2 separate regions of the Homo sapiens genome follow, and region 2 is linked to region 1. A link is a contact called in ENCODE Hi-C or POLR2A ChIA-PET data. All regions are on one chromosome and are shown on one strand. Each heading gives the region's core, a stretch centred on a gene start or an enhancer-like site at or near the end of the contact. The rest is flanking DNA. Distances are from core to core; before and after follow the strand shown.

Region 1 (5,446 bases), core at 2,195-4,694:
GGTAGCATTTTCCACCCTCTGAGTCAAAAGGTGAAGCAGAGGAACAAAACCCCTCCCTGCATGTCCTTCATAGGCTGGCCAGAGCGTCCCTGGTGCCTTCTCAGGAACAAGTGCTGGCTGCTTGGGTTGTTGAAGCCACAGAAGATGGGGGAGCAGTCAGGTGGTTGTCGCTGGCAGTGCAGAGTCGGCTGAAAGATCTGGTTCCCGCTTAGCCCTTAGGGCAGAAAGCCTCATGGGGTCAGCAGGGGACGGGCAGAGCAGGGTGAGCCCCACCTCTTAGCCTGTCATGACTGGGAGCTTAGCTTCAAGGTTGCCTCAGGCTTCCTTGGCCAAGAAAGGGTCTGCTCAGTGAGTTGGGGGCTTAGAATTTGGTTCTTATTTCTCATTGTCTAGTAGTTTAGTCATGTAAAAGTGGTAGTTTCAACTGGAGGGTGTCGTTGGAAGGCTATCAGAACAATATATGCAAAAACTCTTAAAATATCACTTAAAAAGAACTCCACTTTCATGATAGCAGAATAAAAACAGTTCGCCTCTTGAAAATAATCTCAGAACAACCAGAAAAACAACAAAACAGAAACCGAAGTTCTTTGATGAAGCTAGGGGACATCTGGAGCTCCAGCTGCAAACCTGTGAACTGAAGCAGGCAAAAGAATGACAGCTGACCTGCTGGGATGAAAGATGGCGTCAGTGCCCGAGGGGGACGGTGCCCACGAGAAGCAAGTCAGTTTGTTCTACAGAACCCCAGAACTCAGGAGGGGAAAGTGCCATGTCCCCAGTAGGCATTGCCATACGTGGGCTTGGGGGACTCTCTGGCACAGGAGGCTTCTTTGAGCATGTGCAGTGGTTGGACCTCTGTGAGCACCTGCACCCAGCACAGGGAGGGAACTGCCTATCCTTCAACTCGTGCTGGAGACAAAAGGAGTTAGGTCTGGAAAAACTGACTAGGCTCTTTTCAATTCAGGAAAGCCAGATGTAGAAGAGAGTTGGAGTGAAGCACAGAACTAAAAATAGGGGGCGAGAGTGAGTGTCCATGGTCCAGGGTGAGACTGCCTCTCTGTCACCGCCAGCCTCAGGCACCGTCACCTCTCCCTCACCCCAAGGGGCAGCACCACCTCCACCCCACTCGGGGCTTGAAGTCACTTTTCCGAAGAAACAAGTAGCTCAGATAAAAGTTTCATAAGTACAGGTATTTGAAAGCCCCCATTAAAAAGTTAGTCTGCCATCCATGATGGTTAATTTTATGTGTCAACTTGACTGAGCCCTGGTGCCCAGACATGTGGTCAGACATTCTGGATGTTTCTTTGAGGGCGTTTTTGAATGAGATTTACATTTAAGTTGGTGGACTTTGAGTGAAGCCAGCTGCCCCATAGGATGTGAGTGGGCCTTGTCAATCAGTTGAAGGTCTGACTAGAACAAAATGCTGGACCCCCAGGCAAGAGAGGATTCTCCAGCACTCTGCTTTCAGACTCCAGCTGCAGCTCCTTCCTGAGTCTCCAGCTTGCTGGCCACCCCAGGCAGTTTGTGGACTCATGAAGCCTCTGCAGCCAGTTCCTTGGAGTGAATCTCTTTCTCTACTTTTACACATCCCGTTGGTCTACTTCTTTGGAGACCCCTGGCAATCCCCCATCCAGCCACTCCACAGTGATTCCCACCGTTCCGCAGCCCCTCCGGTGCACTGAGGACAGCGAGGAGCTGTGCCTTATGCGTGAGCACAGACCAGTAGCCGATGAGCGGACATGGCAGAAAAGCCCCAGCTTGAAAGATGGAGACCTGAACAAGTAGAAATAAAAACAAAGAGAAAGCAGGAAGTGGAAGAAAGCTTCGAATAAATAATAATTCATAATTAATATCCTCAGGGAAATAAGAGAAGCTGTTGCATCCAAGAAACAAACATTTGAGGGAAAAAGAGAGCTCTTGAAAATAAAATATATAATAGCTGAATTTTTAATAAGTTCATGAAAATGGGAAGCAAAGTCACATATCTTAGAAAGCAGGCAGAAATAGACAATGGGAGAGGAAAACGTAAGAAAGAGGATTAATCCAGGAGGTTCAGCATGTGACTAGTGGGAGACCTAGTGAGGGAGAACACACAATAGGAGGGAGGAAAATAACACAAAAATATGCTCTAGAAATGAGGGACATAGGCTGGGCGCAGTGGCTCATGCCTGTAATCCCAGCACTTTGGGAGGCCGAGGTGGGCGGATCACTGAGGTCAGGAGTTTGAGACCAGCCTGGCCAACACAGTGAAACCCCGTCTCTACTAAAAAAATACAAAAAATTACCTGGGCCTCATAGCGGGCACCTGCAATCCCAGCTGCTTGGGAGGCTGAGGCAGGAGAATCGCTCGAACCCGGGAGGGAGAGATTGCAGTGAGTCGAGATCACGCCACTGCACTCCAGCCTGGGTAACAGTATGAGACCCTGTCTCAAAAAAAAAGAAAAAAAAAGAAATGAGGGACATAGTTGCATATTGGAAAGACCTACCAGTTTCCTACACAATGAGTGCAGACAGACAAATCCACATCATGCCCGTTATTGTGAAAGCTTAAGATAAAGGGATAAAGAGACAATGCTTAAAACATTAGACGGGAAATAGCTGGGTGTAGTGGCATGCGCCTGTAGTCCCAGCTACTCGGGAGGCTGAGGCAGGAGAATTGCTTGAACCCAGGAGGTGGAGGTTGCAGTGAGCCGAGATCGTGCCACTGCACTCCAGCCTGGGCGACAGTGAAACTCTGTCTCAAAAAAAAAAAAAAAGAAAAGAAAAAAACAGGTTATGTACAAAGTCCAAAAATGACATTGGACTTTGCAACAGTTTCATTGAAGCTAAAAGATAAATGGAAATGATTTCCAAGTTTTTTTTTTTTTTGAGACGGAGTCTTGCTCTGTTGCCCAGGCTGGAGTGCACTGGCGCGAACTCGGCTCACTGCAAGCTCTGCCTCCCGGGTTCATGCCATTCTCCTGCCTCAACTCCTGAGTAGCTGGGACTACAGGCACCTGCCACCATGCCCGGCTAATTTTTTTTTTGTATTTTTTAGTGGAGATGGGGTTTCACCGTATTAGCCAGGACGGTCTCGATCTGACCTCATGATCCACCCGCCTCGGCCTCCCAAAGTGCTGGGATTACAGGCGTGAGCCACCGTGCCCGGCCAACTTCCAAGTTTTGAGTAAAAATGATTTCTAACGTTGCATTCTGCCCAGAAAGTTACCAATTAAATGTGGAGTAGAGCAAAGACTGTTTAAAACATCCTGTCCCCCAAATTTAATTTCCCTGTACTTCATCTCAGGAAGCTACTGGAGTGTGGTGTCTACCACAACAAGGGAGTACTCTAAGAAGGAGGATCAGATCCAGGGAAGAGGGGCTCCCATACAAGACAGGGGAGCAGAATCCCCAGGAAGTTGACAGGTGCAAGTCCCAGGACAGCAGTGTCACAGAAGACCTGGAAAGCAGCCAATTATGGAGAGTCGCCTCCAGGGAAAGCAAAGTCATAGTAGATTTGACCATGTGGAAAATCTTATCGAGAGACTTTTTACAGAGCTGTTGGTGGGTATGAAAAAGCTTAGGTACTGGTTTAAAGAAAACTAAGCAAATAAAATGTGAGAAAGTTACTCCAGGAAAAACTAAAAGGTGTAAAAGAATATCTGTAATTCAGTGTATTTCCTGTTTCAGGAGCAAACAATATTTGCATAGTATAGTCTGTAAAGAACACAGGATTATGGATGGTGACCAGAGTGAAACTAAAAATGGTGACCAGAGTGAAATTCTCTTGGGAAGATCAGAGGAAGGAAAGTGTCCCTCATCTGCCACAAGGGGAAACCTAGAATCAGTAACTCAGGGCACAGCCATGCATGGATTGTTTAGAAATACTGTGGTAATATGAATAAGCAGCTAACAACCACCACAACAAAAAGGAACTCAGTTGTGTCCTAGGAACGACATGGTCTGTTGGTCTTTGAGATAAGCTCCTCAACATTTTTTGACATTTTAAAGTGGTTCTGTATTGATTACCTGTAAGAAAGTAATTTTAAAAGTACCATGTAGCCTTTTGGAAATAAACTTAATGACCTATAGTTTTTAAAAAGCTAATATATTCTCTAAGTGTGTATCAGGAAAAACACCTAAAGATTTTCTACTAAGTATAGTTTTATTTCAATGAAATTTAGAAGTATTGATATTCCTTAAATTAGCTTTCCTTCATTTTTAATAAAATTAACTTTTTGTTGAAGAAATGAGGTTTTTATTTCATTCTGTAGGAGATGTCATGTTGTAAACTTTGGTGCTTATGGAATGATGAGAATTTAAAGCAATGCAATATTTTATTTCAGTTTTGAGAGTACTTTACGTCACCCCTGACATGTGCAATTAAAGCCAAGTGAAAAATCAGTGGCCAGAGGCGGGTTCTCTATCTCAGACTTTAGCAATATGCGGATTTATGTGGTGCTAACATGTCACTTTAAAGACATTGTGTGGTGTTAACATGTCACCCTGAGACGTTCTGTGGTGCTAATATGTCACCCTAAGACGTTTGTGTGGTGCTAACCTGTCACTCTAAAGATGTCGTGTGTTGTGAATGTGTCACCCTAAAGACATTGTGTGGCATTAACATGTCACTCTAAGGATGTCATGTGCTAATGTGTCACCCTAAAGATGTGAGGTGTTAACATGTCACCCTAAGATGTTCTGTGGCACTGTCATTCTAAGGATGTCATGTGGTGACATGTCACCCTGAGATGTTGTGTGATGTTAACATGTCACTCTGAAGGCATTGTGTGGCATTAACATGTCACCCTAAAGTCATTTTGTGGCATTAACATGTCACCCCAAAGACATTGTGTGGCATTAACATGTCACCCTAAGATGGCGTGTGGGCTGGCATGCCACCCTAAGATGCTCACTTAGCCCAGCTTTGCCATCTGACTCTTCTCACCAGGTTTTTTCATGGGAAGCTGTACAGTAACTTGAGACTCTTTGAATGTTTTTATTTAAGTCCTTTTAAAAAAACAGTGCCTCAAAATTAGCAAATATTTTCCAACTATGTTTTTAGTCTTAGTCCCTGTAGTAAAACTTTAACACACAAACTCAGTAATAAATTCTAGTAGGTAACATTTAATGAGTGCTTTCAGTTCGTAAAAGGCAGTATTGCCACAAATTGTTGGATGAAGGGGTGAGGCATGCATTTTTTTCTTACAAACACCTTAGGAGTTGAGTGCTATGATTATTCTATTTTAGAGATAAAGAAACTGAGGTTAAATAATTTGGCCAAGTAACAAAGCCAGTATATAGATTTGGGAGAAGAGGGGTACCTGGCTTTTTAGGAGGTGTGAGCCCCATGGAAGGAAATCAAGTATTGGTATTTTAACAAAGCAAAGCAACAAAACAAAACCTATCTACTCCTAGGTTCACTTGCCATTTAATCATTTCCTTTACTACTCTCTTAGGAGTGTAGTCC
Region 2 (5,679 bases), core at 2,317-4,816, 120 kb after region 1:
GCATCTCCAGGAGCAGAAATCAAACACAAGTGTGTCCAGCAGCTTTGCTAAGGAAACTGTCTCTGCAATCAGCATGGCCAGCCCACCAGGAACAAACCACAAGAGAAAGGAAAGGAGCAAAGTCAAGGAGCCCAAAGCCCACCAGGGTGCAAACCATGAAGCATCCTTTCACTCTCAGAAATCACTTTTTAGATGCCAAAAATACTTAGAGGTGCCATTTTAGGCACAGAACTATATAAAATGAATATAAGGCCTGCAGCCAAAAGGGTTCATGTGACAAATTTTCCAAATGCCACAAAACATCATTCATTCAAAAAACTCATGAGTGGGAGACTTCATTAGAATAGCCTGAAAGCAGCGATAACAGATAGAAATATCAGTGCTACTGTTATCTGCTGGCAATAAATGAATATGATAAACCTTTGTTATCAGCTCAGTTCCAACAAAAGCAATGAACAGGACCAAACCTTTGAATGCTCTCCTTAAAGGCCTAATCCAGAATTTTTTTTTTTTTTTTTGAGAGGGAGTCTCGCTGTGTCGCCCATGCTGGAGTGCAGTGGTGCGATCTTGGCTCACTGCAACCTCTGCCTCCTGGGTTCAAGCGATTCTCTTGCCCCAGCCTCCCAAGTAGCTGGGATTACAGGCACGCGCCACCACACCCAACTAATTTTTTTGTATTTTTAGTAGAGATGGGGTTGCACCCTGTTGGCCAGGCTGGTCTCAAACCCCTGACCTCAGGGGATCCGCCCACCTCGGCCTCCCAAAGTGCTAGGATTACAGGCATGAGCCATCGCGCCCAGAAAAAGTCATCTTTTTTTGATGTAATTGCAGAGTGCAAGAGTAACATTATGAAAAAAAAGTCAACAGATCAGCTCTGCCACCTCCTAGTCTATGATTTGGGCACCCGGCTTTGATGATCTCATACATGTCTGAGAAGAGTAACAGGCTTGTTGTTTCCAACTACTATGCCCCCAAAATGAAATAACTGAGATATGTACCAAAAGACTACTCTCCTCCAGTTGGGCCTAAATCTTGGCCAGCAGATCCAAAACTCAACCACCACACTTAAGAGAAAATATCAACTTCTTACCTTTTGCAGACAGAAATGCCCAGAAAGATTAATAAGTGGAGCAGCTTCAAGGGCAAAATGCCAAAAAATGCATAAGGATTTTTGCATTTGGGTTGTGTACTACCCTACCTATTTGACTTCTATTTTAGAAGAAAAGTGTGTTGGATTCTCTGATGACATATATTTCTGTAAGTCTAGATTCTAACTGTAAAGAGCACAAGAAATTGAAAAGCTGAGATGTGACTAAAGTCTGACTAAAGGCTGAATAAATGATGGTGCCACCCACATTTAAAGACAATGTGACTTACTAGAATAAACACACACAGCACCTGCCGCATGCCTGCTTCTGTGCCTGAACAGTGACCCAACCATGGTCAGGTCACCGAAGGTCTCTAAGCTTTGGTTCTTTGTCTACAGACTGGAGAGAGGTATTTCTGTCTTGCCTTGAGGTTTACATGAAACAGTGTATGCGAACCACCTGGCGCATGCCCACTATTCTAAGAGCCTCCTGCTAAGTCGTTACATTGTGTGCTGTGTCGGTTTATTCTTGAGAATCATGGTCAAGTAAAGCTCAACCTAAAGATGCAGTTAACATTCTCTACAACGTACTTTTGTGTCTCTATGGAGAGTGAGAATATGGAACCTGTGATCCAAAATGAACCAGAAAAACAAACAAACAAAAAACAGAAGTTTAGAAACTACACTAGTTACAACCACCAGCTTGGAAATGATACCCTGGTGTGGAAAAATACAGCTCAAAGCAATCTGAGGGAGGCTCCTCCCCTTTCCATGGAAGTTTTCATGGCTTCTGGCACACCCTGTCAGCATTCTCTTCCCAGGAAGGTACTGGGAAGCACTGCCACGTGTACTCCTCTCATTCCTTTTCACTACTACCAAATTTCACACCCCCTCAATTCTAGTAATATGCATTTTCATTAAATCTGGTAATATTTAACCTGGAGTCAAAAAGCAATTTCTTGTGCTTAGAAGACTTTCTATTTCTTGTCATGAATTGATTGGTTATAAATGTTAAGGGACTAAGCTGTTACAGCAAATTTGGGGAGAAAGAGAGTCAGTTCCACGTGCTGCCCCAAAGCAGCATCTGTGTATCAGAAAATCTTCAGGGAGTCTCTGGCAGTGTGGAGGCCTAAGCTAAAACCAGGAGGACTGAGAACATATGTGCCAGGAAGGTGATTTTGATGCCAGTTCTGTCTCTCTCCTGAACCCAATCAACTCAATCATTTCTGTTTAACACAAACTCACATGAGTGCCTCCTAAAAGCTGGTTCAGTCAGCTGCCTCCAGGTCAGACCAGTGAGGATGGAGGCCGGTCACTCAGTGTTGTCTGTGGGTGCATGCAAGGGGCAGTGTGGTGCTCTTGAAAGGCAGTGCCCAAGGACAGCAGCAGAAATGCCCCTGCCTTCCCCACTCAGGAAGGGCATCACTGTCCACCCACAAGCAGCTTCCAGAGCCATCACTTATAAATATTTCTTCTCTCATTTAGATTTCCCTGTGCCAAGAAAAAAAAACAAAAACAAAAAAACACCTGCCTGCTCTGAGTCAGCCTCAGAGATGACCGTGGTTGACTGTGCTGTCTGCCATCTGCTTTTAACCACGAAAGAGGAAGCAGCTATGTGGGACACCACATCAGGGAACCTTCCGGACCTAGGGTCTCACTGCCTGGAAACTCCCCTGAGCCTCAGCTTCTTCAGATGGAAGGGACTCTGCTAACTCAAAGAACCCCTCATACTACCCACCAAAGGAAAGTCCCCATCAGGGAGACTAGCAAGGGAGGCTGAATGTAGAACAGCACTCAGGTTAATCCTAAATCCCTACCTGGCTTTCCCTCCTCAGTCATCAACATAGTGATGGGGTGAACTTCGATGATGTTGTCTGGGGACTGACCTTCATATCCTCTGATCCTCCCAGTCTTTTCTTCTTACCTTTTCTCGTACCCAGTGTGTGGTGGGTGGGTAGGGAGGTAGATGAGTGAAAACACCCACAGGAAGGAGGATGGCAAAACTCAGATCCAAAAGCAACAACTCTGCCTCAGTGTTGTAAATAAGCAACAGCTTTTCCACCCAAAACAACTCATTTGTGCAAGGTCACCAGCAAACTGTACAGCTGTCTCCCAGCCCTGTCAGCTATAATTTCTAATAGCTGTCACTGTGTCCTGGCTTGTTAAAATCCGTGAAGGAAATCATTTCATGTAGCTTTTTTTTTTTTTTTACGAGATGGAGAGAGAAAAGAATGGTAGCAGAGTAAAACAGCAAGTGCAAGCAGATGACAGAAATTTCTACAGACACTTAATAGACAGACATTCCTTAGGCCTAGTTCAAATATCTAAATTCCATCTGGGGACTTGGCTGTCAAAAGATAATCATCTCTTGCTTCATTTCTCATATAATTTCCTAAACCCTCGGGTCTCAGCTAGTGCAAGGTCCTGTCATGGTCACCTGTGGCTTGGGCCAATTCTCACTTCCCCTGAAGGGCAGCTGCGTGTAGGGAGCGGGGGCTGCCCAAAGTTTCACTCTGACTGGAGGTAAACTTAACATCATTTCTGCATTAGTCATTTAGAGCCCTGGGCTCAGTACTTTCCCCCAACTGGGTTTCTGCTTTTGAGCTCGCTCTGCAATTTCCCCAATTCTGACTCAATTCTCTCTGGGCCCAGGGAGCTGTCAACAGCCACTCCTCCCCACCCATTTCTCCAGCTGTAGCCCTCTTGCAGGTGTCCTGCCCACAAAAGAACACCAGCATACAACGCCATGCAGGGCCCACTCTGAGCTGGGGACCTTCTGCCAGTTGCCACCTGGGATCTCTGCCAGGTGCCCAGAAGAACCTCACACCAGACATCCCTACAGCTGAGCGCTGCTCCCACCCAGTGCTCTGGACTTTGGGGAAAGTACCACCGCCCACTAGCTCACCCCAGCCACATGCTGTCCCCAGTGCCTCCTGTCTTCCCACTCCATCCACGTGGTCAAGCCTTGTCTCTTCCCAGGACATTCCTGCCACACCACAAAGGAGGCTGGCATCAAAAGCCAGGGGGTGAGCTTGCTGATGGGAGAAGAGGAGAACAGGAAGACACAGTTGAAGAGTGGTAGAGCCTGCAGCACCTGCCCCAAGACCACTGCCACATCCAAGTCTGGCCGCATGGCCTCTAGTGCCAGGGCCTGGCTGGGGGACTCCTGACACTGCACCTGCCCCTAAACCTCTCAGCAGCCTTGACAAAGCTCAGGGGGCTACGCAGGGCTCTGTCATAGAGAATAGGAAAGGAGGGCACACAGCACACCAACTCCTGCTAGAAAATCTCCAGGGGCTCCCCATTCACTGTGGGTTTCTCTTTGCTTCCCCTTGAGGTCATAATTTTCTTTCTTCTGAATGCAATTTTATCTTCAGTGGGCTTCATTACACAAACAAGCAAAAAGAGTGGGGCTGACTGATCAGGGCAAAGCTCAGTGAGCTCAGAGGGCACTGGGGCAGGCTCCCCCTGGAAACCCTGCTGCCTCACTGAGGGTGAAGTACAGACCCCAGGGAGTGTCCTTCTGGCCTGGCCGCCCCCACATGCCATTGGCTCTTCCTGTCTCTGCCGCTCCTCCCAGTCCCCCGCCCCGCAGCCATTTCCATCCATGCACCTCTAGAGAACCCTAGGTCTATTCACTTCCATCTGGAAAACACTTCTTCAGAGTTTCCACCAACGGAGCCTCAGCCTCAGTGTCACTTGGATGAAAATTTTCGAGACTTCCAGAAGGTGAGTTGTTAGTTTTCCCCCTTGGGGCTCTGATTAAATTTAACTCTCAGCACTTCAGCTTACAAGGAATCTTCCCTTCCGTGAACTTATTTGGTCCTAATGAGACCATGGGAAGGAGTGGGCTGCCCTCAACCAGCAGACATGCTCAGCACTGTGTCTGCCATCCCAGGATGCAGTTGGGGCACTGTCCCTCTGTGCAGAGGCTGGGCAGGCAGACATCAACTTACCGCAGGTCTGAGACTATCTCCAAAGACAGTGTTCTTTCCTTGATGACGACCGACTCTTTCCTACACCTGACCCACACTCTGTGCCAAGCAAGGATCATGCACTCAGGGCCCTGGCTCCTCCTGCAGGGTTGGGTCTTCAGGAGCTCCTGAGGAGTAAGGGCCCTGCCTCGGCCACCCTGTTGGCCCCAGTGCCTGACCCAGGCCAAGCGTTCAGGAAACCTTTGGTGGAAACGCTCACATATCCACTTCCTTCTCTGCCTGCTCAAAAGTTGTACTTGGATTTGACTATACACCCTGAAGTATGGAGACTGGCCCTGACTGCCAGGATACATAGGCTGATTAAAACTCAAGCAAGGCCGGGCGTGGTGGCTCACGCCTGTAATCCCAGCACTTCGGGAGGCCAAGGCAGGCAGATCACCTGAGGTCAGGAGTCTAAGACCAACCTGGCCAACATGGTGAAACCCCGTCTCTACTAAAAATACAAAAATTAGCCCGGTGTGGTGGCGGGCGCCTGTAGTCCCAGCTACTCGGGAGGTTGAGGCAGGGGAATTGCTTGAACCCTGGAGGCAGAGGTTGCAGTGAGCCGAGATTGCACCACTGCTCTGCAGCCTGGGTGAGAGTGACACTCTGTCTCAA

The links. A loop is a pair of places that touch in the nucleus more often than their neighbours do. ChIA-PET counts read pairs that join two places held with the same protein, here RNA polymerase II (POLR2A). Pooled maps may share reads with other maps.
Region 2: a pooled map shows a loop between it and region 1 (2.3-fold over the local background). The contact joins two enhancer-like sites. A Hi-C loop is called at or near these places in 5 of 50 pooled maps. POLR2A ChIA-PET finds 5 or more read pairs at or near these places in 9 of 52 experiments (AG04449, AG04450, GM12878 and 5 more).

Annotation. Positions count from the first base shown.
Region 1 is chr7:55,406,242-55,411,687 of GRCh38, forward strand. All of the region lies in intron 5 of LANCL2 (LanC like glutathione S-transferase 2), which reads left to right. Among named protein-coding and RNA genes, the nearest start is that of LANCL2, 44 kb to the left of the region's middle. Within about 2 kb of position 3,445, at least 3 of the 41 ENCODE cell types and tissues checked have a DNase peak (open chromatin) inside an H3K27ac peak, as active enhancers do.
Region 2 is chr7:55,530,850-55,536,528 of GRCh38, forward strand. The region is part of intron 1 of VOPP1 (VOPP1 WW domain binding protein); the gene reads right to left. Among named protein-coding and RNA genes, the nearest start is that of VOPP1, 39 kb to the right of the region's middle. RefSeq lists enhancers at 2,748-2,867, 2,938-3,007, 3,348-3,407, 3,448-4,057, 4,078-4,237 and 2 more. Within about 2 kb of position 3,567, at least 21 of the 41 ENCODE cell types and tissues checked have a DNase peak (open chromatin) inside an H3K27ac peak, as active enhancers do.